Regions from separate parts of the Mus musculus genome. Here region 2 is linked to region 1. Evidence: chromatin loops called from intact Hi-C (ENCODE). Cell type or tissue: left cerebral cortex. All regions are shown on one strand.

Region 1 (2,500 bases):
CCGAAACGCTCTTAAGTCCGCCTAAGAACCAGAAAATCCTCAGCGGGTCTTGGCGGGGAAGGCTAGCGGCGAGGCAATGCCTGAATTCGCGAGAAGCGCTTTTCTTTTTGTGTCTCAAGTCGCCTGCATCCTGTCATTTAGCTCCGATTTCCTCTCCCTTTTCCCACACTTGTTCCTCTTCCAGGAGCCACTGCCCGGGCCATGTCTCAGGAAGAAGAAGAAGGAGGAAAAAAAAGAGGGGAGGAGTTGCGAGGAGGAGGGGAGAGGGCGGGCGACACACCAAAGCCAATTTCTAGAGGGAAAGAAAAAAAAAATCCCGCTTGATTCTGGACGGGTTGGAGCCGAGGAGCTGGCGCCCAGAGGAGGTCCGGGTTGTCTGCGGGAAGGAGAGAGAGCAATGAAAAGATGAGCGGGAGAGCAAGGACTTTCTCCACTGGCACCCGCCTCTCTCTCCGACCTCCCCCTCCCTCCCAGAGCCCTTCCCTCCCTTCCTCCCGCCCCCTCCCCGCACAGCTCTGCCAGTGATTGCCTGGCTGGAGATTCAGAGACACAAGTTTCTCTCCGCGTGCTTTCCCGGTTGGTCCTCTGGGCTCCCCCCTCCACCCCACCTCCGGGTACCCTGCTGTGCTCTCCGCGGGAAGAAGGTCACTAGGGAGCAGGTTGTCTGCGCCCAGAGCGCAAGGTCACGTATGTGTGTCAGAAGGGGCAGTACAAGTGGTACCAGCCCCAGTGGCAGGCTAGTCTACCTTGACGAGATCTCTGCACCCCAGAACTGAACTAGGCTGCTCGTGTAGGCGAGGATCCTGGAGTCAAGGAGTTCCGAGAGACCGGGGTTAGCTGCTACTTCACGGAACTCCTAATCCCTAGGTACCGGCGCCCCCGGAGGCGTGGATCGCGCTGTCAGTCCCCGCTTTCACTTCCTGGGTGTCAGCCTGAGGTTTGGGGCAGGAAGCAGTCGGGCGCTCCAGGACGCTCCGAGTAGGACTTAGACTAAAAGAAGAACGCCTTGGTTGTTCTGCGAGACACGCTGTTGATCTTAGAGAACTGTGACCCAGTCTGCCACGTAAAGCATAGGCAGACTTTCTTAGAGCACGGACCCTGGCTGCAGCGGAACAAGGTCTCCTCGCCGTGCATAAAGGCGAGGATGGGTACCTGATACCCCCATCCCCACCCCTGACGCTTCAGGCTGCATTGTTCCCCGAGATTTGGTCCCCTCTTCTTTGGGGTTACATGAGCTCGGAGGATGGATGGTGGCGCGCCTTTCAGCTAGGGGGCAGCCGCCAACAGTCGCAGACCAGCCACGTAGAACTCCAAGAATCTGAATCAGGGGTCGAGGGACCCATTTCTGTGCACACCGAGGGAAGGATAAGACTGGCAACGACCCCTTGTGAGGGTGACAGGATGATCTTTGCAAGGGTCTCCTAGTGCCAGGTTTAGATTACAGGCAATTGTGTCTACTGATCCTCCAGCCTCATACGCCACCCACTTACGAGGTGCGTCCCTGGTGTCTGCCCAGTGCCTCCCCTCCCCCATGTAGTCCGGTTCCATCCTCGAGGGCTTTCCGAGAACTGCAGCAGGTGGCTTTGGTTTATGAATAGCAAGGACACCCAGGGACATAAACTGGTTGAGGCTTCTGATCAAGTACATATACCGGGCTCAATGACCTCCGAAGGAGCTGGTGGGTAAGGTGAAAAGGTCATACGCCTTCTGGGAAGTGGCATTTATAGACATACTGCCACCACAGAGACTGACTCCTACCTGGTACAAGGGGTTGCAAAGATTTGGGAATGCTGGCAAGGAGACTCTGGTCAAAGGTTTTGGCTGAAAAACTAGGGTCATTCAGGGAGAAAGATCGCTCAGGACACTGGTGCCCTAGGCCAGGACTCTGCGTTGGATGTCTGGGCTGGGCGCTGAATTGAGGCTTGTCCGTTGTGCGGATCTCCCTCCTGGGCTCCCGCGCAGGACCCACTGGCTCCAGAGTCCAGCCTTCTTTCCGGCCCTGGTTACCAGCCCCGCCTCCAACGCAGCCTCTCCCTCCCTGCCCCACCGCAGCGCCAACCCTGCGTGCAGAGAGCCAGCCCCGGAGCGCCCCCGGTTAGTCGCCCCTAGCTTCCTCTTTGGTTCTCCGACCCTTTGGAACTCCGGGTGGGTTGGTTGGGCGTGCCAGAAGGCCGGGAGTCAAACGCCTGAGTCGAGCGGAAGGGGCAGTCGTGAGGCCGTTGGCCCTCTGCAGGCAAGGTCTAGGCGATAGCCGCGCCCAGGGTAAAGCTAGGGGAACGAGAGTGGCGGCGGCGGGGGGGGGGGGGGGGGGGGGGCGGCAGCCCTGGCGATGTGCCACACGGAGCGCGTGTCCCCGCCTCCCTGCGCCAGGCATCGGGCGCATCCTTGCCAATTCCAACTATGTTGGGCAAGCCTTAGATTCAGGGTGACCCCGCGCCACCCTAGTCCTGGAGTCCAACGGACAGGCGCCTCGCCGGACTTGGCGAGTCGACATAAGAGG
Region 2 (2,500 bases), 420 kb after region 1:
TTAATGTTGTCCTTTATAAGAGTTGCCTTGGTCACAGTGTCTGTTCACAGCAGTAAAACCCTAAGACAAGAGGCAAAAATATCCAGACCCCCTAGGTCTTTCTGGCCAGCCACCCTACCCTAGTTGTCAAGTTATAAACTAATCAGAGACCTTGTCCCAAAACAATTGGATGGATCAGGGGGACCATCATCCATGGTTGCCCCCTGACTTTCATATGAGTATAGATACATAGATACACACACCTGTACACATATGCACACACACACACACACACACACACACACACACACACACACACACACACACTGAGGTGCCAGAGTAAACAAGGAGAATGGAGACACACAGAAGGAACACTGTGTCAGTCATAGTGTTTGACTTTCATCTTGGGAATTTGAGCTGGACTGTAACAACTCAAAATACTCAGATTGCACTCACCCTCCAAGATAGGCTGGAAGGGTCATGCATCCCATATTTTTTACAAACAACTTTTTTTTTTTCATTGAGAGCCAGTGTGGATAAGGCACTCTCTCTTAGGTCTTGCATAAATATAAAGTGATTAAAGGCAGAGTCCTCAAGATGAAGACACAAAGCCTTTTTTGAATGAAGGGAGAGGAAGCAGCCCCTGGCTATGCCTGAGTTCCATCAAATCCATGATGAGAAAAAGTGACTCTAATTCAGATAGAGGACCAAGCTCCATTGCCAATGCCTGCCTACACTTCCTTTCAGTTTCCTTTGAAAAGGGATCCTTCATCTTTTCATTCAGAGTTGACATCAGGAACACCTTCTTTCTTTTGCTATACCTCTAGGCAAGGAACATATGTCACCAATGCCATTGCCATATTTAGATGCTGTCTGTTATTCAGCTTCACTGAGCCTGCCGCCAAGTTACCTTTTACGTGGCAATTATTCATGTAATCTGAACACTGCAGTGAATGAGGCTAGGTTGCTCTCGTTTTCCAATTAACTGCCCACCTGCTATTATGAGATTCAAGTTAGGCATAGTAAGTCCTTCCCCTACAGCCTTTAGGAAGAAACAAATAGGACTCAACTTCTTTATGCGAGGAGGAATAATTAATGAGTGAAATGGTCTACCAGAGGCAACAATGAAACTTGCAACTGTGAGTACATACAAGGAAGAGACAGACAGGGAAGAAAAAAAAAATCCATGATATAAACATGAGACAGGCAGGTGGATGGCTCGGACGCACCATATGGCCTCCTTCTGTCTTGAAATGTACTGGGAGATTCTATTTTGCAAAAATCCCTTTAAGAATCAAATTGCTTTTTAAACAATAAATCACAGGCAAAGAAAATGCTTATAATGGTGGATTTATGTCCATTATTTCAATGGAAATCCAGTACTCCTGGGGAGGTATTTTCAAGACAGAGCCAACATACTTGTCACACAGTGAAGAGAGATGACAGAGGGAAAAGCAGAAAGGCAGGAATGGAGAGTTTTGTCTTGTCTCATTTTCTTAATAGACGTGGATATGTGCTTCCAAAATTCACAAGAGGAGAAGCAGGTATCCACAGCAGCCTGGGAAGAGCCTGGAAGGGGAAACCCAATGGATTACACTGAAAGACAATTGTGAGATGTGCCAGATAATAAAAACAGCATAGGTCCTGAAAAACATGAAAGAACACCCTCCATCTCCCCCAGGGCATGGGGTGGGGAGTTGGAGAAGCATATGATCCCATTCTTACATTGCAATAGAGAAACTGCACTACTGTATGCAGAGAACTGTAGCTCAAGATTCCAAAAGGCCATAGATTGAGGGCATCTCCGAGCATGCTCCTTCAAGTCTGGTTACATTCACAGCTTGGTTGTCAAGAGGAAACAGTTTTGATCACAACTATGAATTAGATTTCTTATTCAATTTTCAAATGGAGAGTTTTGCTTTTAGATGGGCAAAAAACAAACAACAAACAAACAAACAAAAAAACCCCACTACATCCTGTTGGCATCATCTTGAAACAGGGGACTCCACACCTGCCTGGAAAATTGGTAAGATCTGTTCATTGGTACCTGACAATTTTCCCCCTTTCAGTCTGTTGTGCTCACCCATAAATGAACAGAACAGCCAGTTTCCTTAAGCCTCCATAGTCCTTGGGTGGGATGGGAAGGGTACCAGAAGTTATTTCCCTCATGATTGCTGTCTGAAATTTTTGAGGGAGGGCACACAAATATCTATTTGCTTCAGAGAGGGCACCAATTACATACCAAAAATATTATTCTACTCAAGTCTAGCTGGGTGATACACCAAATTTAATGTGGGGGAAGGACTCATGAGCCTCTCCCTCTTTCATGACAGAAAGCTAATGGATCCAGTTTGGTATAAGGGTCTTATGGGAAATCATGTTTGCTGATAGTTCAAGGGCCCTGTCATGTGTAAGACAGTGTCCCTTTAAGTTAATATATGGGGCCTACACGGGACCTTTTCCCTGCCTCTTTGCCAGAATGACATTAATTGTTACTGACAGAGTTACTTGTGATGTGGTA

Evidence for each region. Hi-C counts contacts between places; a loop is a spot of excess contacts. Peaks named below come from ENCODE experiments on the same cell type or tissue, not always from the same donor. Only the 100,000 strongest peaks of a DNase experiment are listed, where the experiment ranks them.
Region 2: it touches region 1 in a loop (2.8-fold over the local background); 3 of 42 quality-filtered maps call a loop at or near these places.

What each region holds. Positions count from the first base shown.
Region 1 is chr8:128,356,975-128,359,474 of GRCm38, reverse strand. It overlaps Nrp1 (neuropilin 1), which reads right to left and starts at 402. Exons shown (of 17, transcript NM_008737.2): 1 at 1-402. It overlaps A930035F09Rik (a long non-coding RNA gene), which reads left to right and starts at 1,238. Exons shown (of 3, transcript XR_879381.3): 1 at 1,238-2,094. It overlaps Mir1903 (microRNA 1903), which reads right to left and starts at 234; the gene lies at 155-234. In left cerebral cortex, CTCF peaks have their summits at 1,268 and 2,190; DNase peaks (open chromatin) are centred at 813, 972, 1,357, 2,156 and 1 more place; H3K4me3 peaks cover 2,500 bases; H3K27ac peaks cover 2,500 bases.
Region 2 is chr8:127,935,668-127,938,167 of GRCm38, reverse strand. No RefSeq gene overlaps it. Among named protein-coding and RNA genes, the nearest start is that of Gm32590, 130 kb to the right of the region's middle. In left cerebral cortex, no CTCF peak of the experiment used is centred here; a DNase peak (open chromatin) is centred at 1,172.